2 separate regions of the Mus musculus genome follow, and region 2 is linked to region 1. A link is a loop called in an ENCODE intact Hi-C map of the cell type or tissue named here. Cell type or tissue: heart. All regions are shown on one strand. Links, peaks and the distances in the headings refer to the core of each region. The heading gives the core; the rest is flanking DNA.

Evidence for each region. Peaks named below come from ENCODE experiments on the same cell type or tissue, not always from the same donor. Only the 100,000 strongest peaks of a DNase experiment are listed, where the experiment ranks them.
Region 2: it touches region 1 in a loop (12-fold over the local background); 21 of 42 quality-filtered maps call a loop at or near these places.

What each region holds. Positions count from the first base shown.
Region 1 is chr9:76,983,321-76,995,681 of GRCm38, reverse strand. The region is part of intron 9 of Tinag (tubulointerstitial nephritis antigen); the gene reads left to right. Among named protein-coding and RNA genes, the nearest start is that of Tinag, 56 kb to the left of the region's middle. In heart, for the core only: CTCF peaks have their summits at 2,218 and 5,539 (motif pointing left); no DNase peak of the experiment used is centred there.
Region 2 is chr9:77,372,301-77,384,661 of GRCm38, reverse strand. It overlaps 5730403I07Rik (RIKEN cDNA 5730403I07 gene), which reads left to right. Exons shown (of 4, transcript NR_040378.1): 3 at 447-539. Among named protein-coding and RNA genes, the nearest start is that of 5730403I07Rik, 21 kb to the left of the region's middle. In heart, for the core only: CTCF peaks have their summits at 2,900 (motif pointing right), 4,833 (motif pointing right) and 7,351 (motif pointing right); no DNase peak of the experiment used is centred there; H3K27ac peaks cover 765 bases.

The sequences.
Region 1 (12,361 bases), core at 1,499-9,498:
CTTATGCTACTGGCTAATCGCCTTTTAAATATGCATTCTCTTTGTTTTCCCATTCTTCGAGTTGAAGTCTCAAAATCATGGATGCACTGTCCTGCTCTTAAATGGTAACTGGGTTACGATATCACTGACAAATTTGAAGTCATCAGAACACATTTCCTGGAGTCACATGTTACTGCCAGCCTATGTTGCCTTTATCTTGCAGACAGAAACCCTGTATCCTTCTCCCTAAGTTTCTCTTGTAGCATCTCCCCCACCCTTAAAACTACTTGGAAACCTCCTAAGGAGTTTTCTCTCTTTCTTCTTAGGATTAGACTTCACTTGAGTAAATGCCCTTATGTTTCAGATCTCAACTTTTAGAAGCAAAATCTTAATTTTTTTGTTTTGTTTTTGTTTTGCTTTTTTCAAGACAGCTTTTGTTTGCTTGTTTGTTTTATGTGTAGCGTGGCTGTCCTGGAACTCACTCTGTAGACCATGCTGAGCTCAAAGTCAGAGATGTGCCTGCTCCTGTTTCTCAAGTGCTGAGGAACCTTTATTCTTGACTTCTTCTCAATTTTCTAATTTTCTCACTCCAATACTTGCTTTGCCAGCACTCATTGTCCTCAAAACATCTTCCCCAAAGTCTTTCTTAAACTTAACTACATTCTCTCTTAAACTTAATCTTTTCTCATGCTTATCATCTAAAGTAATCCCCATTACTTGTCTAAAACCCGATTGTTTCAAGGCTATCAATTATCTCTACCTTGTTAAAACCTCTTGTCAGATTTTCCACTTACCCATTCATTCCCTGTCCTGACATTCCCATACTTGTTGCTGTTTGCCAGGTTTCTTTTCTCCCTCTTATTCTGCCTCTCACTGCTGTAGTTGCTAAACCCTGGCCTTTGGCCTTGCTCTCTTTTTTCTCTTACTCATTCTCAGTGAATTCAGTGCTCTCTAAACTCCGTTTGGCCTTCAGCACCAGATGAAAGCTGACATCCAACTAAACAATATTCCCAAGTTCGACGCCTCTCCTGAATTCCAGACATGTATATTCTGTGTTCTAGCAACATCTCCCTATGCAGAAGATGGACACTTCAAACTTAACACTTCTGAAACAGGGCTCTCCATCTTCCTATTTCTCAGCAGCAGCAGCAGCAGCATTTTCTCCCTGAGTCAATGTAAACTCTCCTCCCACATGGTCTTGTGGGAAAGCTTGGAATTATCTCTTATTCATTTCCTCAAAACCCTCTTTGAGTATATCACAGCATCCATTGACACTATCTTCAAAGTCACCTACTCTTCATTCTCTGCATTATCTCTGCCTGAATGTCCATTACTCTTATTTTGTATCTGGATTACTGATTGGCATTCCAGATAATTGTATTTTTAATATAGAACCCAGGGCTTCTCCGTAAAACATTATCAGATCTAGCTGCTCATTAGCCTAGGCCTAGTGGTCCATGATTTTCTTGCCTACTAAACTAACACAGCTACCAGCTTTCTAATGTCAAATTCTACTAACTTTGACTCTCCTTCCATCCAATGTGTTCTTCTACCAAATAACCAATCACGTTGGTGTAAACACCTTCATCTAGTCTGCTCAAATTTACCTTATCAGTGTGGCTTCTCTGAATGTCCTATGGAATCTATTATTTGCTCTGTCTTCCCTTAGTTCTGCTTCTCCTTAGATGTTGCTCTGTTTCTCTACAGTTCTATATAGTTATAAATTTCTGCCTTAGTGAAATGATTTAATAATTCTCTTCTTGTTGATCATGTATCATCTAAGTTGAAGCTTCTTGAGACCAGATCTCTTTGCACAATGAGTGTATGTTAACAAATCATCTAATACAATGTTAATGCATAATAACATTTATTACTGAACAGTGACCTTTTAAGCTCCTGTTCTTAGCTAGTTCTTAGGTGTTACCGTTCAGCTTTAAATAGGGTAAGTTTTAGTTTAAAAATAAGATAAGGAGAAAGTGGTGAAAAAAAGCCAAGGTACTCATCAGCTTTGATTTGATTTGTGGACAATGGACCCATGATCACAGGACCCTTTCATTTTCTTCTTCTTTAGTATATCTGGTTCTGATCTCAGTTTGCACAAGGCTCTGTGATCCTTCTAATACATCTTGCAGGTGTTTGATACTTGCATGGCTTCTCAGCCATTACTCTGGATGGCTGCTGGGGTTTTGGTAGCACAAATGGATTCCAATGTGGTTTTATTCTGACCTCCCATGGATAGTTTGGGAAGGGAACAGAGTCTGCAAATGCTCTCACTGTAAAGATATTAAGAGAAATTTCTATAAAGTCTGACATAACTTTCAGTCTTGGATTTATATATTCAGGTTCAGTGAGGACAGGGTTGAACTGCTTGCCACCTCTCAATATCCAGTCTTATTTTGATATAGTGCAAAATGAGTCTTTGTGTTGGCCCTTAAAGTTATGTTTTATATTATGACTGCTTCATTCACTAAAGATAGAAAAAAGGAATTGATGATATAAGTGTTTTGATTGTTTGGGTTTTTGTGTGTCTGTGTGTGTGTGTTAATCATACAGTGAATTTTCAGGAAGTGAATAAATACATCAGTGATTGCATAGTGTTTCATTGTTATTCAACACTAACTCTACTTTAGTTCTACTCCCTAGCAGTTTGAACTTTTTATCTTTCTAATCTTAAACTGTCGTTCATATTCACTTTTGTCTTTGGTGATATCCCTAGTCTAGAAAAACTTCCTCATAACACCTTATAGGGTAGATCAGATCAGATTCTCCTGATTTATGGCAACTGCTCACTGTCTGTCTCTACTGCTTTAGTAGCCACGGTGTCTATGTTAGCCTCTTTTTTATTATCATGCAGGCTGAGGTTGATGAAGGTAGATGTGCTTTCATAACTGCTGCTATTTGCAGAAATGTGCCCGCATTCAGAAGCTCCTGGAATTTCGAACCTTTAAAATGTATTTCCTCTCTGTGACAATTAACAAAACTAATTTTGTTGGTAGTGTTAGTAGGAATATCATTTTTTTTAACAAATGTCTTAGGCCATTTGGGCATTGTTAGTTGCCCCAGAGCCATATATTTTAATTCTTTTCTCCAACAGCAATTCCTTATTTGGTAATTACTACATTCAGGAGATAAGTGCATTAGTGAGTCAGAGAGTAATCAAGTATTTCAAGAAAGTTAATGTCCCTTATCTGCAGAGCTCAATATACTTTTGTGAAGTACCTAACAAATTTATCTGAACAAACTGTTTGCTGTCCTTTGTGTAGAAGTCAAAGCTATTAGGTTTAATTTACTTGAACAAATGAATTTGAGTGTATATTAAGTGCTTAGCACTAGGGAACAAAAGCTCGAATAATGTGTAGTCTCCTTTCTCAGGAATTATGGTTAATTCTAATTTTCTTTTCTATTGGATTAAGGAATACCTCTGAAATCAATAAGGTACACTTTTGGGTGCGTCTATAAACACTTTGCAGAGTGGAACAACTGAGGTATCTGTAGAATGTGCCTTAAATGTGGTCTGTATTTTCAGACTGGATACTGAGGGGTAGAGAGTTGGTAGAGTACCAGCATTTTTTCCCCCATGTTTTCTGACCCACCAAGATGTGAGCAACTTCTAATGGCAGGTGTGAGCCATTTCTGCTGCTATGCCTTGACCACCAAGATCACTGTATCTTTTGCCCCTAACTCAATGTACAACAGTCTTCTTTTAAGTTGCTTCTTTTTAGACATGAAAAAGTAGCTAACACAGAAATTGAGGCACATACATATATAACTGATTCTATCAGAAGACAATAAAGGCTGTCTTCCTATGTAAAAAACACAGGAAAGTGAAGGACATGCATAAATCTAGAATGTTTCTTTTTTAACACCCCTACTTTGTCTCTCTCTCTCTTATTCCCAAGACATCTCTTGATACTACTTGGGGATGATGTACTGAATAAAAATGCTTTATCTCTAAATAGTGTTATTTCCTATACTACAAATTAGAAAATATCACTGCCAATTCTAAGGAGTACCTTTTGTTTCAAAATGGATCCTAGTTCTCAAGATGTTGGAACATGAAACATTGCATCTAAGTAAAAAAAAAAGTATTCTTTGAGATATTTCATTCTAGCCCATGCTTCCTATGTTGCAATTACATTGCCTTGTCATGGTTCATCCATGTCCCTGACATTTACCTGAAGTCCAAAGTTGGCAATGCATTGCATGAATGGTATTTATTTTGCAAATATCTCTCAAGGATCGCTGAGAGAATTCAGTGATTAAATGTAATGTTTGAATTTCTAGATAATTATAATAAAAAAGACAAATTTAGATCTCCCTTATTGTTTTCTCTGTAGAACAGAATCATTGAAACTATAGTCTATGTATCACCAAAGGAGAATAATGCTTCAAGTCATTATTTTATTGTGTATAACTAATGTCGCATTTACTGAACAAATGGTTAAGTGTTGAGGCTTTATCCATGGGAGAACAGACAAAGACTCTGACTTCTCTCCATCAAACCAAAAGCCTGATAATAGCTACACAACTATTCAACAACAAAAATTATATTTTGAAAGGGCCAGAATACAGATACTGTACTTTGTTGTCTAGAGTCAGTAGTATGAAGAATTTTTAAAAACTTATGTACTTAAGTAATTATACAGCAAAAGGGGAGAGAAACTATAGTAATATGAAGCATGGTAGGGAACAGAAATTGCACTTGTAAAAGAAAGGCAAAAGGAAGAATTATCAAAGTAATTTCCTGAGTGGTTTGTGATTTATTGCTCTTTAAATTAAATTGAGTTAATTAAATTTAAATTGTCCACCTACAAATATCCCAAAAATTTATGCTGAAAAATGATTTAAAACTTTAGCATATTTCCTATGATCACTGTGAAGAATTCTGTAAGATGAAAACCTTCAGATGAGGGTTAGGCAGGCAGCTCAGTGACACAGTATTCACTTAGTAGATGTGAGGCTTCAGGTTTGATCTTTGACACCCCCCACCCACTGCCCAATAAAGATAAATGACAGAGTAAGCAAGTGGGTGTATTGATCTTAGGACAGAAAACCAATAAAAGCTGAAGATGAACAGTATTAAAAATGATAAGAAAAGCACTGAAACTTAAGGCATGAAAAATCCAATGTCTGATGAACTAAGAAAGAAAAGTCTTAGAACAGGAAAGGCTGGTGAGGAGAGGCCAGGGGAGGAAGATGGCAGAGGGGCAGAGAAATAAGAGTGTGGAGGAATTTAGAAAGCTGAAAGAGGTTAGAAACCAAAGGACATGAGCCTTATTTGGATATTATGGTAATCCCATTGTGTCAGGAAAGTAGATAAAGATAGAACAAAATGCTTTAGTGTTTAAAGTAGTGGTATCTTGATGAAGAATGGTTCTTTTGCCTCTTTGGAGTATAAGATTACATTATCTGTGGAAGAAAGAAGGGATTAGACTTCATTGCCAATAATTTGAGGAAAAGAAGATTGTTGGCAATGGGCTTCTAGATATTTAGGATACAGAGGAGCCCAAGGAAGCAAGAGGGATTGCCATTTGCTGGTCATGGTGCCACCCTGCCCTCTTGTGTGCACTTTGTGCAGTGGTGGGCCATGGCTGAAGTTCCAGACAAATAGGAAAGGATAGTTGAGTTCATCCAGTAGTCCAGTGCTGGAGATGGGTACCATTAAAGAGTCAACAAAGCTGGTCCTCCATCCACACCTAGACCTCCATGGAGACATGGCTGATTGACACATTGATTAAAGTTGAGTTCACAGTGGTCTCCAAGACATTCAGGTGCATAGTCACAGAGATAAGTCCCAAAAGCATCCTGCCACATGACACCAGGTAGACACAGCAAGGATCCATATTCATTAATTTCCAACTTACAATTTACACCACAATACTCTTGAGGACAGCCACACACAAGTCTTTCTATCTCAATGAGGTCCTAACTGATACTGTGATTGCATAGGTAGCAGATTAACAGCAACACACTGTGAGACTTTGATGCCTCTTTGTTGGTCAAAACCTAGTTACAATATACAAACATGTGAAGATACTATTGACATCTATATTTGTCACTACTGGAATGGATACACAGGTGCCCTATGTGAGACATACATAAAAGCATGTAGTAGCCAATTTGGGAGTAAGGAATGTGCTAAGCTGTTGGTACTCAGGGGTTCTCCCCTTTCTCAGAGGTGAATGTAAGGTTTGGGGGAAGTGGCTGTGTAAAAGAGAGACTTGGAGGATGGGGAGTGGCAATTGGGGTGTAAAGTGAAGAAAGAAAGAAAGCAAGCATCAGAAAAGTAAGGTGTTAAGGATACGCTATAAAATTACAGAACCTATGAAATAGGAAAAAAATATTTTAGGAATTAAGAGAAAGTAGAATGAGCTAGAAGCCATGATAATTTTACTCTCAGTGATTTCATTTCTTTAATTAATTTTTTATTAAATTCAGAAACAATTATGAGAAAATGTCATGTAATAATAAAGAAATACTATTATACAGATTAAACATATTCTTGCTGAGTTGCTAAACACCATGATTTTTAATAGATGCACATTTTTGTCATACTAACTATGAACTCTATGGTCAAAACTATGTACTCTCACTCTCTCATCCATCCATCTATCTATCTATCTATCTATCTATCTATCTATCTATCTATCTATCTATCTATCTATCTACCATTATTAATCATCTATTATGTTTCTATATACCTATCTCTAACTATCAACATACATATCTTCCATCTGTCTACAGAGCAAGTGTCATCTCTCTATGCATATACTATCATATATGATACTTTCTTGCTAATATATCATAAAAACTATACTTTCAGTTTACTAGGATCTTATTCCATATTTTTACATATGTAAATTTAAATGATTTTTCTGAACTTAAATTTATAGAATGATTATAAAATCATCTGACATATTTTTTATTAGGGCACTAACCTTTTACTAACATGCTGCTTTTCCCTCTATCTTTTAAAATAGCAATTGAAAACTGTTTTAAATTTTAGACAATGTTACGTTTAATGCCTAGACAATACATTACTTGTGAGTAGCAGTTTTAATTAAATTTTTACGGCACAGATTTAAGATAATTGAATGAACATTTCTACTATGATGATTTAATGAATTCATATAGATGTGTAATTGGTTTTTAAATATATTTTTATATTAGATATTTTCTTTACTTATATTTTAAATGTTATCCCCTTCCTAGTTTCCCCTCCAAAAATCCCCTATCCCCTCCCTGTCCCCCTGCTCCCCAACCCACCCACTCCAATTCCTGGCCCTGTTATTCCCCTATACTGGGGCATAGTACCTTCACAGGACCTAGGGCCTCTCCTGCCATTGATAACTGACTAGGCCATCCCCTGCTACATATACAGCTAGAGTCACAAGTCCCACCATGTGCTTTCTTTGATTGCTGGTTTAGTCCTAAGGGGCTCTGGAGGTACTGGTTAGTTCATATTGATGTTTCTCCTAGGGTGCTGCAAACCCCTTCAGCTCCTTGGGTACTTTCTCTAGCTCCTTCATTGGGGACTCTGTGCTCTGTTCCAATGGATGATTGTGAGCATCCACTTCTGTATTTGTCAGGCACTGGCAGAGGCCCTCAGGAGACAGCTATATCAGGCTCCTGTCAGCAAGCACTTGTTGGCATCTGCCATAGTGTCTGGGTTTGGTGGTTGTTTATGGGATGGATCCCCAAGTAGGGTAGTCTCTGGATGGTCATTCCTTCAGTCTCTGCTCCTAACTTTGTCTCTGTATCTCCTTCCATGGGTATTTTGTTCCCCCTTCTAATAAGGATTCTGAGCTTCTGAGCTAATATCCACTTATCAGTGAGTACATTTCATGTGTATTCTTTTGTGATTGGGTTACCTCACTTAGGGTGATATCCTCCAGATTCAGTCATTTGTCTAAGAATTTCATAAATTCATTGCTTTTAATAGCTGCATAGTACTCCATTGTGTAAACACACCACATTTTCTGTATCCATTCCTCTGTTGAGGGACATCTGGGTTTTTTCCAGTTTCTGGCTATTATGAATAAGGCTGCTATGAACATAGTGGAGCATTTGTCCTTATTACATGTTGGAGCATCTTCTGGGTATATGCCCAGGTGTGGTATTGTTGGATCTTCTGGTAGTACTATGTCCAATTTTCTGAGGAACTGCCAAACTGATTTCTAGAGTGGTTGTACCAGCTTGCAGTCAGACCAGAAATGAAGTAATGTTCCTTTTTCTCCACATCATATGGATCTTTCACTTCCTTAATTAGAGTCACACCAAGTTATTTTATATTATAATATAAATATAATTTTATATTCTGCTACTTTACTGAAGCTGTTTATCAGGTTTAGGAATTTTCTGGTGGAATTTTTGGGGTCAATTATATATATTATCCTATCATTTGCAAATAGTGATATTTTGACTTCTTCCTTTCCAATTTGTATCCCCTTGATCTCCTTTATGTTGTAGAATTGCTCTGGCTAGGACTTCAAGTACTATATTGAATAGGTAGGGAGCAAGTGGGCAGCCTTGTCTAGTCCCTGATTTTAGTGGGATTGCTTCAAGTTTCTCTCTATTTAGTTTGATGTTGGCTACTGGTTTGCTGTATATTGCTTTTATTATGTTTAGGTATAGGCCTTGAGTTCCTGATCTTTCCAAGACTTTTATCATGAATGTGTGTTAGATTTTGTCAAATGCTTTCTCAGCATCCAATGAGATGATCATGTGGTTTTTGTCTTAGAGTTTGTTTATATAGCAGATTATGTTGATGGTTTCTGTATATTAAACCATCCCTGTCATCCCTGGGATGAAGCCTACTTGATCATGATAGATGATCATTTTGATGTGTTCTTGGATTCAGTTTGCGAAGATTTTATTGAGTATTTTTGCATCAATATTCATAAGGAAAATTGGTGTGAAGTTCTCTTTCTTTGTTGGGTCTTTGTGTGGTTTAGGTATCAGAGTAATTGTGGCTTCATAGAACGAAATTGGTAGAGTACCTTCTGTTTCAATTTGTGGAATATTTTGAGGAATATTGGAATTAGGTCTTCTTTGAAGGTCTGATAGAACTCTGCACTAAACCCACCTGGTTCTGGGTTCTTTTTGGTTGGGAGACTATTAATGACTGTTTCTATTTCTTTAGGGGATATGGGACTGTTTAGATTGTTAATCTGATTCTGATTTAACTTTGGTAAAAAATCTTTGTCTAGAAAATTGCCCATTTCATTCAGGTTTTCTAGTTTTATTGAGTATAGCCTTTTGTTGTAGGATCTGATGATGTTTTGGATTTCCTCAGGATCTGTTGTTATGTCTACTTTTTCATTTCTGATTTTGTTATATAGGATACTGTCCATGTGCCCTCAAGTTAGTCTGGCTAAGGGTTTATCTATCTTGTTGATTTTCTCAAAGTACCAGCTCCAGGTTTGGTTGATTCTTTGTATAGTTCTTTTTGTTTCTACTTGGTTGATTTTTGCCATGAGTTTGATTGTTTCCTGCTATATACTCATCTTGGGTGAATTTGCTTCCTTTTTTTTCACTAGAGCTTCTAGGTGTGCTGTCAAGCCACTAGTGTATGCTCTCTCTAGTTTCTTTTTAGAGGCACTCAGAGCTATGAGTTTTCCCCTTAGGACTGCTTTCATTGTATCCTCTAAGTTTGGGTATTTTGTATCTTCATTTTCATTAAACTCCAAAAAGTCTTTAATTTCTTTCTTTATTTCTTCCTTGACCAAGTTATCATTGAGTAGAGTGTTGTTCAGCTTCCATGTTTATGTTGGCTTTCTATTATTTATGTTGTTATTGAAGATCAGTCTCACTCCATGGTGATCTTATAAGGTGCATGGGATTATTTCTATATTTTGGATCTGTTGAGGCCTGTTTGGTGACCAATTATACAGTTAAATTTGGAGAAGGTACCATGAGGTACATTAGATGGTATGAACATTAGATGAAATGTTCTATATATATATATATATCTGTTAAATTCATTTGTTTCATAATTTCTGTAAGTTTTACTGTGTCTGTGTTTAGTTTCTGTTTCCAGGGTCTGTCCATTGATAGAGTGTGGTGTTGAAGTCTCCCACTATTATTGTGTGAGGTGTAAAGTGTGCTTTGAGTTTTAACAAAGTTTCTTTAATGAATGTGGTTGCTCTTGCATTTGGAGCATAGATGTTTAGAATTGAGTGTTCATCTTGAAAAATTTTTCCTTTGATGAGTAAGAAGTGTCCTTCCTTATCTTTTTTTGAAAATTTTGGGTTAAAGATGATTTTATTCTATATTAGAATGGCTACTCCAGCTTGTTTCTTGGGACCATTTGCTTGGAAAATTGTTTTCCAGCCTTTTACTCTAAGGTAGCGTCTGTCTTTGTCACTGAGGTGAGTTTCCTGTATGCAGCAAAATGTTGGGTCCTGTTTACATAACCAGTCTGTTAGTCTATGTCTTTTTACTGATAAATTAAGTCCATTAATATTAAGAGATATTAAGGAAAAGTAATTGTTACTTCTTGTTATTTTTTGTTGTTAGAGTTGGAATTCATGTGTCTATCTTCTTTAGGTTTGTTGAAAGATTACTTTCTTACTTTTTCTAGAGCTTGGTTTCCCTCTTTGTGTTTGAGTTTCCCCTTTATTATCCTTTGAAGGGCTGGATTTGTGGAAAGATATTGTGTAAATTTGGTTTTGTCATGGAAATCCTTGATTTCTCCATCTATATTAATTGAGAGTTTTGCTGGGTATAGTAGTCTGAGTTGGCATTTGTGTTCTCTTAGGGTCTGTGTGAGATGTGCTCAGGATCTTCTGACTTTCATAGTCTCTGGGGAGAAGTTAGGTGTAATTCTAATAGGTCTGACTTCATATGTTACTTGACCTTTATCCCTTAGTGCTTTTAATATTCTTTGTGCATTTGGTGTCTTGATTATTATGTGACAGAAGGGATTTCTTTTCTGTTCCAGACTATTTGGGGTTCTGTAGGCTTCTTGTATATTCATGGGCATCTATTTCTTTAGGTTAGGGAAATTTTCTTCTATAATTTTGTTGAAGATATTTACTGGTCCTTTAAGTTGGAAATCTTACTTCTCGTCTAAACCCATTATCCTTAGTTTTGGTCTTCTCATTGTGTCCTGGATTTCTTGGATGTTTTGGGTTAGGATCTTTTTCCATTTCACATTTTCTTTGATTGTTGTGTCAATGTTTTCTATGGTATCTTCTACACCTGAGATTCTCTCTTCTATCTATTGTCTTCTGTTAGTAATTCTTGCACCAATGGCTCCTGACTTCTTTCCTAGGTTTTTTATTTCCAAAGTGATTTCTTTATTGTTTCTACTTCCATTTTTGATCCTGGGCCATTTAGTTCAATTCTTTCATCTGTTTGGAGTTATTTATTTCCTTCTTATAGTCCTTAATCATCATCATGAGAAGTGAATTTAGATCCATATCTTGCTTTTCTGATGAGATGGTGTATCCAGGACTTGCTATGGTGGGAGAGTTTGGTTCTGATGATGCCAAGTAACCTTGGTTTCTGTTGCTTCTGTTCTTATGCTTGCCTCCTGCCATCTGATTATCTGAAGTGCTCTCTGCCCTTGATATATCTGATTGGAGCATATCCTTCTTGCATTCCCAGTTGAGTCAGGACTCCTCAGGGTCCAGCTTTCTCTGTGATCCTGAGATTCTGGCTGTGTCAGAGTTCTAGGCAGTCAGGCTTTCTCTGAGACTTTGAGATCCTGGTGTGACCAAGCTCCTGGGATCCTGGGATCCTGGGATCCTGGAATCCTAAGATCCTGGGAGTGTTACAGTTCCTGGAAGTGGTACCTCCTCTCGGGACCATGGAGCTGTCTGCTGTGTTCAAAATCAAGGTAGATCAGCATAGACCAGAAGGAACCCGAGCAGCTGGTCAGGCAGGTTTCCTGTGTCCCTGCTCCTGCTGGCACCAGCCCCTCAATGATTGTTTTGGAACAGATGTTGTGTTCCACTCACATCATGTTGTGATCCTATGATCCTGGGTATGCTAGGGCATCTGGAGTGTGGAGAGTCCTCTGGGACCATGGGAATGTCTGCTGAATTTGTGCCCAAGGTAGCCCAGTAGATGTGTAATTGTAATAAGTAGAACAGATAGCATAAATTATTTAATTTGTGTGTTAAAATTACTTTTAATCACAACATAGTTTTTCTTTCACTTTTCTTTCTAATGGGTATGAGAAAATATAACTGATATGAAAATATAGCACGTGGACCCCAATGGAAAAGTTAGGGGAAGGACTGAAGGAGCTGAAGGGGTTTTCAACCCCATAGGAAGAACAACAAAATCAACCAACCAGTCCCCCCACCTCCCAAGGGTTCCCAGAGGCTAAACCACCAACCAAAGAGTACACATGGAGGGATCCAATTTGCCTTGT
Region 2 (12,361 bases), core at 2,513-10,512, 390 kb before region 1:
TCCTTGTCTCAACCCAAACCAGGATAAAGAACAACAGGTCAGGTAAAGAAGATGACGAAGGGTAATGATCCCCTGTCCAAGTCCCCTCCATGAATCACCGTGTTAGCCAAGACAGTGATGGGCTGCTCCCACCAGTCTCGGTGGAGAACGATTCCCGTTCCCTCTGGCTCTTTGCAGGAGCTAGAGGAGGAACAACGTTTACAGGCATGGGAGGTAGGGCATCACAGAGCAAGCCAATCCCCCTGGATTCCACCCTTCTGTGCTTCTTCACGGAGTCAGGAGGAAGCCAACACCTCCAGAGTTTTAAGGGTTGGAATTTTGTGACAGGCAGTGGAATTAAGATCATACAGATGGTTTTATTTTATTTTATTTTATTTTATTTACCAGCTCAACCCTGAGAGTGATGAAACAAGTGTGGTCCTGATGAATTTGTCCTTCTCTTGCAGGAAAGCGATCCCTCAAAGACAAGCTCATCTGACTGTGCCCATGACTCAACTTCAAAGGCTGCCTCCCTCCAGTCAGTGAAGCCTGCAATCACAGTGAGTTAGCCCCACGTCAGACGTGGATAGCTCTTGGTTGGACTGCTGCTGTATTTCAGCAATACTTTCGCACCATTTCTGTCTGTAACCCTTTACACAGGTCAGAGTAAGTAAATGGAAAGAGATATACTTCTATTTTGTTTTGTTTTACTTTTGACACAGGGTCTTGCTATAAGTTAGCCCAGGCTGGCCTGCAACTCAAGATCCTCTTGCTACAGCCTCCCAAGGGCTGGGGTCTCATGTGTGTTTTTGGTAAAGTCTGTATTACCTTGATAACAATAAAGCTACTTCCTTCTCTTGCTACAACCGAGCCACTGGGAAGATCAGATTGTTTAATTTTTCCAAACCACCACATTAGGGTCCAGCCCAGTGATTTCCCTTGCGCTGAAGCGAAATTCATTTGTAGGTTAGTCGTAAGTGACTACAGTGCACAGCAGGATTTCTGCTGAGATCTGTAAAGCCTGGTATGGGACATCTGCCTTTTCATAGCTCTGTGTTGGTGACATGTGAGCCGTGTGATGTTTACCATGTCACTGGACCAGAGTCGGTGAGTTCTACTGTCCTGTGATTGATTCATAGCAATGAATTATCACTATTTTACTGGCTTTACTTAGGATAAAAATGCATCAATCCTACTATTAGTGGCATTTGTAAACTTGGGGCCCACTGCCCTCAGAGTCAACCTACCTGCCAGGCAACACATGCCATCTTAAACCTTTGTTTTATTTAATTTTTTTTTACATTGCAGCATATTCCTTATTGTATTTCTATGCCCTGCAAATATTTTGGAGGTGTGGAAGAGATAAGATGCCTATATTAAGGAAAACCTTTATGAACTGTTTATATATTAAATAATTTAAATGTGTTATCTGTTACCATAACATTCACACAGAAATATACGAAATCATAGTTTTTAAACAGGATGAAGCAAGCAAACAAACAAACATGAAACAAAACAGAATGCATTTATGTGGGAGTCCCTGTAGACACTGTGGCTGGTGACAGGGATACAGCAGCAAAGGGGTGAGAACAAAAACTGGGTTCAGCTGGACCCCGTCTGCCTGGCTGGATCAATGCCAGGCAATTTACTTTAAGCCTATATAAACAGTATGATTTGGGGGCGGGGGGAAAGTTTCCAGGCAACAATCACTCCAATTCCAGGTGCACTGTAAAGCTTAAGTTGTGACTTCACAGAAACTCTTTTGTAAAGTGTATGTGACTGTGATGGTGGATTCTATAGTTTAAAGGCCTAGGATCTGGCCTGGTCTCTGACCAAGACAGCATGCAGATTAGCAGGCTATAAAACACGAGTGGCTTCTCCCCAAGGATGGGCTCTATTAAGTGGGAGGTAAAGATAAAGGTCTAGGGAGGGGGAGTCTGGGATAGGCATTCTGGCAGATTTACAGGGGGTCTGGCTCCACAGATAGCAAAGGTCACCAGGTCATTAAGAGCATCCCCTCTCAGCTCTCTGGGTAGAAAGCAGGAATTTTATTTCTTCCATGGAGGTGACAACCCTGAATGTTTAGCATTCCTGGTTCCCTGGTGCTTATCTGTGCACACAGGACCTTGTGCCTTCTACGAGTCTAGCATAAAATCCTTTCTTCATGCGAATCTCGAGGTATAGAGGGACATAGTCAGAACTGAGCCACCTTATGGTGCTGTGGAAATGAAAGCAAAGCCAACATCATACTGGGATGAGCTTTCAGAGTTACTTAACAAGGTTATACACACACACAGACAGACAGACACACAGACAGACAGACAGACACACACACACAGACACACAGACACAGACACAGACACACACACACACACACACCCATACAGTGAAGGGTTGTCTGGGGACACACTGAAAGCTTTGGCAGCTATATGTAGAAGCAATTTTATTTGATCACTTTCTGGCAGCTCCTGTATGGAAGCCCACTTTTTTCCCCCTTTTTTTCTTTTTCCTTTTTTTTCTTTTCCTTTCTTTCTTTCTTTCTTTCTTTCTTTCTTTCTTTCTTTCTTTCTTTCTTTCTTTCTTTCTTTCTTTCTTTCTTTCTTTCTTTCTTTCTTTCTTTCTTTCTTTCTTTCTTTCTTCCTTCCTTCCTTCCTTCCTTCCTTCCTTCCTTCCTTCCTTCCTTTCTTTCTTTGAGCTGAAGGTCTTACTTTATTTTTTCCACAGTTTTCTTTCATGGCAATTTGAAGCCAACCCGCAAACAACCTGCTCAAATGTGAAATGAATAGGATAGTCTGTAAATTAGCACTGAGAGCCGCTGAGGAAACTTACCTGGTATGTCTAATAGTCCTAGTTTCTTGGAGACTTGGATCCTTTCTCCTCCCTTGGCTCTTGAGTGTACTTTCACGGATGTCCAGCAGGGGGCAGGGTGGTGCCAGCTGAGGGTTCTGCCCTTCAGGGCTCCTCATCCCCCGATATTCCCAAGGAGAATGCGCTTTGATTGTTTTCCTCTGATTCCATACTTTTTAGAATATCTGAAAAGAACTTACTATGTTTTTGTAGACATTATTTCACTTGATCTTCACATTTTTTCCCCCAAGGAAAGCACTTTTCACATTTTTATGTGATAAAAGAAACTCTGAGAGGCTAGAGGACTTTTATAAGTGGAAGAGCTAGGCGCCACGTGGGGCTTCACTGACTTCTACCCAGAGTGAATATATTCTGTCAGTCTTAAGCACACCCAGACCGAACTGCTTGGTTTTATTTTGTTTATTCATTGTGTGTGTGTGTTTTGTGTATGTATGTTGGCACATCTGTGCCACTTAGAGGGTTTGGAAGCCATAGGAGTTGGTTCTCTCCTTGCTGGCTGTGGGTCCCGGGGTTAGAACTCAGGCCACCAGGCTGGTCACAAGTGCCCACTAAACCATGTTGCTGTGAGCCGACTATGCTGCAGATTCCATTCTGTCCGTGCTCCAGAGTTCATTCGGGTGGCATCCGGCAGAGCCGGGGCTGCAGCTCAGTGCAAGCACCGTGGCTGCCCTGTACTGGAGGCTACATTGCTCATTAGAGAGAAGAATCCCCAGTTCTGCTCTAGGACTGGAGTTAGACAGCTGTGAACCACTGAATCCTCTGGAAGAGTAGTCAACGCTTTTAACATCCGAGCCTCCTTGACATCCCCGTTGGCTCGGTTTATGAAGACCTAGAAAGAAGTCTCAAGTGGACGCCACCAAAATGTTACAATCTAGGGGACTTGATTTTTATTTTTTTTTCCTGCAGGTTAAAGAATTAAAAGGCAGGAAAAATACAGAGTACAGCAGATATCAGCCGGGGGAAAAAAACCAAAAAAAAAAAAAACTCAGACAGAGCAGACTAGAATCAGCCAGTCAAGAAAAGCTTTAACACACACACACACACACACACACACACACACACACACACACACACACACACACATACACACACACACACACACACACACCCACACCACGGGGGGGTGTGTGTGTGGGTATGCCCACACGGTGTGCCCGGCCTTAAACATCCTTAAAGGGTAAAGACAAGCTTTGGCTTTGCAGTGTGGCCTCAGAAATGTGGTTTGCACGACGGAGGATGTTTGCCTCCTGGGTAGGGCCTGGCGGAGCTCTCTACACACCCCACCAGCCAGCTAAAGGAGACAGCCAGCAAACAGCCGCGACATCCTCAGCCTTCTTCACTGGGTTGGTGGTCCAGCAGCTTCGATGTGTGGAAGTGGATGATCCCCTCTCGATTCCTCAGATTTCTTTAATGTTTTTTTTATTAGATATTTTCTTTATTTACATTTGAAATGTTATCCCCTTTCCTAGTTTCCCCTCTGAAAATTCCCTATCCCCTCCCCCTGGCACCCCAACCTACCCACTCCTGCTTCCTGGCCCTGGCATTCCTCTATACTGAGGCACAGAGCCTTCACAGGACCAAGGGCCTCTCCTCCCATTGATGACCGACAAGGCCATCCTCTGCTACATATGCAGCTAGGGCATTTTGCATCTGACTCTGACTCTGTCTCTGTCTCTGTCTCTCATATCTTGACTTTAATTTCCTATAAGCATATAATTATCACTACATTTTGAAGTAGGTTTTCTTTTTTTTTAAAGGAAATTTGGTATTTTTAGTGTAGGTACAGTTTATCTACTTTTCTAATGTTGTCTCCTCAGTCTTCCCATATCTGGATGACACATTGTGTGTGATGCTTACAGCACTCCTCCTATATAAATACCCCCGGGGCGTTTCTTTCCTGAAAAACGCAATTCTAGATCACATGCAGAAGATTGCGAAGGTAGTGTTAGCAGGTTTTGGAAGCTGACTCCTGGAGGTGACTGCATGGCAGAAGGTGGCCAGCAGGGGGCAGTCTCTCCCAGTAGAAGAGAGACGTTGTCTATAGCCATTTGCTTTTTTTTTTTTTTTTTTTTTTTTTGAAAGACTCTTTGAAGGAGCAAAACTGACTTCTTTTTTTTTTTTTTTTTTTTCCATTTTTTATTAGGTATTTAGCTCCTTTACATTTCCAATGCTATACCAAAAGTCCCCCTTACCCACCCACCCCCACTCCCCTACCCACCCACTCCCCCCCTTTGGCCCTGGCGTTCCCCTGTACCGGGGCACACAAAGTCTGCGTGTCCAATGGGCCTCTCTTTCCAGTGATGGCCGACTAGGCCATCTTTTGATACATATGCAGCTAGAGTCAAGAGCTCAGGGGTACTGGTTAGTTCATAATGTTGTTCCACCTATAGGGTTGAAGATCCCTTTAGCTCCTTGGGTACTTTCTCTAGCTCCTCCATTGGGAGCCCTGTGATCCATCCATTAGCTGACTGTGAGCATCCACTTCTGTGTTTGCTAGGCCCCGGCATAGTCTCACAAGAGACAGCTACATCTGGGTCCTTTCGATAAAATCTTGCTAGTATATGCAATGGTGTCAGCGTTTGGATGCTGATTATGGGGTGGATCCCTGGATATGGCAGTCTCTACATGGTCCATCCTTTCATCTCAGCTCCAAACTTTGTTTCTGTAACTCCTTCCATGGGTGTTTTGTTCCCACTTCTAAGGAGGGGCATAGTGTCCACACTTCAGTCTTCATTTTTCTTGAGTTTCATGTGTTTAGGAAATTGTATCTTATATCGTGGGTATCCTAGGTTTTGGGCTAGTATCCACTTATCAGTGAGTACATATTGTGTGAGTTCCTTTGTGATTGTGTTACCTCACTCAGGATGATGCTCTCCAGGTCCATCCATTTGGCTAGGAATTTCATAAATTCATTCTTTTTAATAGCTGAGTAGTACTCCATTGTGTAGATGTACCACATTTTCTGTATCCATTCCTCTGTTGAGGGGCATCTGGGTTCTTTCCAGTTTCTGGCTATTATAAATAAGGCTGCTATGAACATAGTGGAGCATGTGTCCTTCTTACCAGTTGGGGCTTCTTCTGGATATATGCCCAGGAGAGGTATTGCTGGATCCTCCGGTAGTACTATGTCCAATTTTCTGAGGAACCGCCAGACTGATTTCCAGAGTGGTTGTACAAGCCTGCAATCCCACCAACAATGGAGGAGTGTTCCTCTTTCTCCACATCCTCGCCAGCATCTGCTGTCACCTGAATTTTTGATCTTAGCCATTCTCACTGGTGTGAGGTGGAATCTCAGGGTTGTTTTGATTTGCATTTCCCTGATGATTAAGGATCAAAACTGACTTCTTGTATGTTTTAAGCAAACTGTTTTGTGGCTTACAGAGAAGCATCATCTCAGCCTGGTACAACTTCACAACCCGTGGTTCATACTGATTTTTCCCTTGTTAAAAACACTGACTGGGATATTGTCTGGGCATCTGAGCATCATTAAATAGGTGATTCGGATTTTAACTTTTTCTTGAAGGTGATTGATTCATGGCTGTGAATACAGGGCTAGAAGTGTCCCTTTGATATGAGCCTCATATCCCAGGTCCTGGAATTTTTAAGTTAATAACACATGTAGGGAAGAGATTTGTTTAATGATGCACAGCTGTAAAGGGCAAGATCAGAATTAGGGCCAACACATCCAGTTCTTCATGAAGCCTGAGCACTGGGCTGGAGCACTGAGTTAGAGCACAGAGCGACCAGTGACTTCCTTGACCTTGGCAATTGTCTGGAACCAGTAATCCGTCCTGAGAATTGACATGCTCAGAGAGAGGGGCAAAAACAAACACTGGTCTCTGGCAGGCTGACAGAATCCACACATGCTCGACAAATGATTATCTTCGGTGTGAGTCCCTTGGCAATGAAGGACAGCTCTAGCCCGTAGCTGGGTGATAAAGATGATCATGCTAGAGAAGGAAAGAAACTCCCAGGGGAAGCTTGGCTCAGGAGGGTGTCTCGTGCTTCTTCGCCATTGCGGTTGCTTTTGCCGTGGGCAGCCACAATAAGAAAGGGGGCATGCGAAGTGTGCTGTTCACATAACAACTAGAGAGCCCATGCTGGCTGGAGCTTAGAGTCCAACTACCTGGCGAGCCAGAAATCACCCTGGTTTCTGGAGTTCAGCCTGGTAAGTTTGCTCCGCTGCCACCCCACCAGCTGCCTTTTATCATAGGGATCCCTACCTAGGGAGGGCTGAAGTTTGAGGCCAAGGACCAGAAGCTAATGGTGGCTTTCCAGATGGAAACCTTGGCTGATAAAACTAGATTTAATAAACATGGGAACAAGCCCACGGCAAGACTCCTGGAGCTCACTTCCTTGTGTTTTTAAACGTGGTGGTTTGGGACTGCTGAGTGACTTTGCCAGGGAATGGTACTGCTTTGGATGGAAGTGGCTGGGTTGTGTGCCCCGTGGAGTCGGTTCCACAGCAATGCAGAAATCGTGGTGTCTGGTCCTTTCTGGCCAGCAGGGGGAGTGTGCCCCACATCCGGATGGTCGGTGTTACTTCCTGTGCCTCCCCCCACTCCAGCGGGAGCCGTCAAGCCCAGAGTGGCCTGCCTGAGGTGACTCGACTTTCCCCTTGGCTTAATCCATCCCTGGCCCAGTCCTGCCCAGATAATCGATCCTACATCTGCTTCAGCATCTGCAATAAGTAACTTGTCTCATTTGTTTGGAGAACATTCAGTGGGGAAAAAAGTAACCGGACCCATAAAGTAAGCCTATAATGTCCCCCGGGGGTATTTCCCCTTTATGAGAGAGACAAGCTTTGTTTTCTCAATGTCTCAGAAGGGAGAAGTTGTCTAGTGTTAATATGAGGGTTACTTACAGTAGACTGACTCTCAACATGCTCACTCAACTACATTTTACAAGGGGGAGAAAAGGCTACTCAACTTTCTAGTAGGATCCAAGCACCCCCGGTATCACGTAGGTATTGTCGGCGTAAAGCCCATGTGTCTCTCCTCACCCACCCCTGCCCCTGCTGAGAAATCCTGCAGGACTCTAGGAGGAGCTTGATGAAGTGAGAGAGGGGAGGAAGGAGACATGGCTTCAGCCTGTTGCCCTGGCAACTTTGGTTCTCCCTCTTCCTGAGTCAGCTCTTGACCTTTTAATTTTCTGAGTAAGTTGGTCGGAGACTGTTTAGGATCTATGGGTTGGATGGGAAGAGGGGAACCGTCTGCAGGAATCAATGTTTATTTACCTGTTTGTGAGGCGGGGTCTCATGTGTCCTAGGCTGGCCTTGAACTCTCTGGATAGCTCTGGATGACCTTGATCTCTGATCCTCCTGCCTCTATCTGCCAACTGCTACAGTTACAGGCAGGCATACACCCCTGAAGACTGGCGGAATAAACCATCTTGCCTTGAAGGTGCTATAGAAACACCAAGAGGAGTTAACAGCCAACCAGTTTGTGGCTTTGGTATTTTGACTTTTGAGCAGTTGAGGATGGACATAAGCTACACAGAACCTACAAAGCGATGGACATGCATGAGCAGGCACGTTACGTGAAGTGTGAAGCATGTGTAGCTTAGCAGAGGGAGCAACTCAGTCCAAGTCAGATTTAGAACTGGCTTTAATATGGTGTTGTGTCAAGATCTCCTGGGTACCACAGGGACTGGATTTGGGGTGTATGTTAGGGCAATGATAGCATCTTGTCCTTATGAGTATTTCTTATTAGAACCACCCAAAAGAAAGAGTTGTATTAAAAAGCTTGTGACATGACTTAGTCTTCAGTATTGCAGGACAATGAAAAGCCACATCTGTGGCTCTCGCTTGGAAATCTTATTATTAAGAGCGAAGACTTAAAAAAAGCGCATGAGAACACCTCCAAGAAATGTTAACTTCATTTGTGGGATTTACCAGTCACAGTGATGTGTGAATACAGTTCTGCCAAGATATGTGGCGTATGTTTTACTCAGTGCCTCATGGCTGCTGCTCTGTGGACTCCTAATGCGGACCCTTTCAAGTTTATCTGCTGTGTGAGAAGGAAGCCACCAACTTCTTACAAAAAGAAAACATCTTCCTCTCGATTACGGTTTAAAGCTTTCTAAAATATTTCCTCACAAAGTCGCCAAGGAAGTGATTTTAGAACTACCCGTTTTTAAACTTTTCCTTTCAGTTCGAATTCCGAATGGACATTCTAGATGTCAGCTGAGAGGTTTTCATTCCAGGCCACCTCACCTGGGCAGCTCACGGTCTCTGATCTGTGGGCCTATGGTAAGCTGGCTGGCTCCCTTGTGATGTTGAGTAGAAAAACCATCAGTCAGCTTGGGTCCAACATGGTTCCTCCGTGTTCCACTCTTTGACTTTTAAAGGTTTCTTTTCTTACTCCATTGCCAGCCTTCATCTCTGCTTATGCTTTTTCCTCCTTTATCCCCACCCCCCGTGTGTGTGCGTGTGTGTGTGTGTGTGTGTGAGAGAGAGAGAGGGGGGTAAGAGAGAGGGGTGTGAGAGAGGGTGTGTGAGAGACAGTGTGTATGTTTGTGAGAGAGAGAAAGAGAGAGAGAGAGAGAGAAAGTATGTGTGAGAGGCTCTGTGTGTGTGTGTGAGAGAGAGAGAGAGAGAGAGAGAGAAAGAGAGAGAGAGAGAGAGAGAGAGAGAGGGAGACAGAGTGTCTGTGTATGTGTGCGTGTGTGTGAGAGAGAGAGGGTGTGGGTGTAAAAGAGGGTGTGGGTGTGAAAGAGAGAGAGAGAGAGTGTGTGTGTGTGAGAGGGGGGAGAGAGTATGAGAGTGTGTGTGAGAGACAGATGTATGTGTGTGTTTGTCTGTGTTATCTCCTAGAATGGGAAAGATTTCAGCTCACGAGAAGTGCTGGTCACACTTTAGAGAGGTCTCGATTGCACTTAATGTACAGTTTTTTACCTGAGAGAAAGGCTGTTGTTCAGCTGTGTCTTCTCCACAGCTCAAAGCAGGGGGCCGAAAGCACCATTTTTCAGCAGTTACTAAATCATAGAAAAGTGTGACATGTGTCTGGGGAGAACAGGGCAATTCCGAGAGGGTTTTATTCTCCCTGTTATTTCTTTAAGCTTTGAGTATCAGTGCTCAGTTTTAAGTTCCCATGGCGGATGCTCTTATTTTATCGGAAAACTTCAGTGAAATCTCTCAGTGCTGTTATCCAGGGTAGCTTGCAGAACCCAGCCAAGTCTTCCCAGTCCCTCCTCTTTGAGGTCTCCCTTCCTCTGTACTTATCAGATCCTTAGAACTGGCTTCATGGAAGTTAAATATTAGTAATAAGAAAGCCAATACCCCCCAGGGCCCAGAGATTAAGTATCATCCTGGGGTTTGATAGTCAGTCTTTGAAAGGTAAGAACAAACCATGAGCCAGTTGAATTCATTGGAAGGAGTCAGACTGGAGGACAGGGAAGACGGGGAGAATGTTGAGGACGGGGAGGACGGGGAGGATGGGGAGGACAGTGTCCCCAGAGGTTCTGAGTCCTGAGCACCTTCGGGCCACAGAAAATTCCTTTTCTTCCCCGTACATCACCGAGACAGCTCATTTCATTAGCAGTGATTTTGCCACCCTTGACAGACTGATTTATCTTCCAGCCTAAGCAAACATTACCTCTCTCCATTCTATCGATGGTTAATCGAGCCAACCAAAAGACTGGATGACTTTTAACAAATGGCTGTTTATTTTCCTTTGTGTTTTGAAAAATATTCCTCAAGTCACACATTCTACTGATGAGGCAGATGTCACTTCTTGAAGACATATGTGTATGATGTATATGCATGTGTCTTTTTGTCTAGAAGTAATTTCACGTTTATGGAAGTTTCTTGAGTAAGAATAGCATAAAGAACAGTATTTCACCAGTCCTCAGGGTCCATGCCCTGGTGACGTCATCTCTACCTGCTAGACTGTTTGTTTCCCGGTCCTATTCTTTCCTTTCTTTCTCTCTCATGCGCACATGCAATGACATGCCCCTTCAGGGAAGGCACCAGTTTGAGTGAACATGTCAGTGATTCTTTAATTTACAGTGTAATGCCCTTCCATCCCGCTAATGTGCAATGTGGCTTACTTTTGCCTCAGCGCAAACTGTAGCCAGGAGGCGCGTTCCACATCCCTAAAACATTTCTGCAGACTTTTCCCACTTTTATGGCATTGAAAGTTTTGTGGCAAGGGTAGAAGACTCCTCTCTCTATGACTTTGTCTGAATTTCTTCACCACTAGAGTCAGGCTGTATCATGATGCCAGGATATAGCCATTTCTGAAATGCGCGCTTCTCAGAGAGCCAGTTCACCCTGTGGGTAATGCATTTTCAGCACGCAAAACGGCTGCACCAATTCTCAAGTTGTAAATGATCATCATTTTCCCCACTGCAAATGGTCTACAGAGAGACACGTTAAGACTGTGTGGCCATCAGCATCTTCACCTCAATGTCCCCTTAGTGTTAGCATTTGTGGAGGATGCTTGCCTGAGCCAGCCGGTATTGTGGTAGTAACTCAATGATAAGTAAGGATCTACTCTGGTGGGTTTTTGCTTTTGTTTATTTGTTTTCCAGCCAGCACCCGGGAATTAACTAGAGCCTAGACCCCTCCTTTCTCCTAGTTTGCGTGTGTGTGTGTTAAGCTAGTCTCCTCTGTGTGTGTGTGTGTGCTAAGCTAGTCTCCTGTATTGATTATGGTTATGGATGCTAAGAAGTCAGAGATCAAGGCACCATCAAAGTTTGTGCATCTTGTTTGGCTCCTTTCTCATGATGAGTGCCTTCTTTGTGTCTTCAAGGCCCCCCCTCCCCCCAGTCCCACCTACAATACCCGAATCACCCAGGCTCCCCACTCACCCCCGGTTATTAGCATAGGGTCCTTCATGGTCTATTGTCAGAATCTAGGGAACAAACACAGTAAAACCACAGTAGCATGCATCATCTGTGTGGATACACAGTCCCCATTTCTGTTCTGTGCTTCAGATGGCCCCCCCAGTTCTCATCCACATTTAGCTCCATTCGTAGATTAGTCTGGATCTGGCTAGCTGTGAGACGTCCAACCTGGTTTTGTGTGCCTGTGCCATATGGCAGTTATCCATGTGAACATATCCTTATATTCTGATGTAACAGCATATTCCAGGTGCTCCTTGTGGTCTGGAACCTTGCCTTAATCCACTTCTTCAAGAATGTCTATTTCCTTTTAGTGGAGAACAGCATCAAAGATAAAGATCACTAGCTGAACTCATTGCTTCAGAGATATCTCTTTCCAGAGTTTTTAGTTAGAAGATCCGGGAATACAGGCATGTAAACATTCACACAAACATGCATATATACTACACACAGCATACACAGATGGGTCTACATGTATATATTGTACCACAACCCGTATTTTAGCGACTGTGTCAGCCTCAGTTCATAGTCAATGCCTTCTGTGCGGATTTGGCTTTATGTGACTATAACCACCTTGGTTTGCCCCAGATTATGGAAGAATGGCCATTCCAGTTGGCAAGTAGCATGTAGAACTTTACAACCATAGCTTTGCACAGACCCCTTCGATATT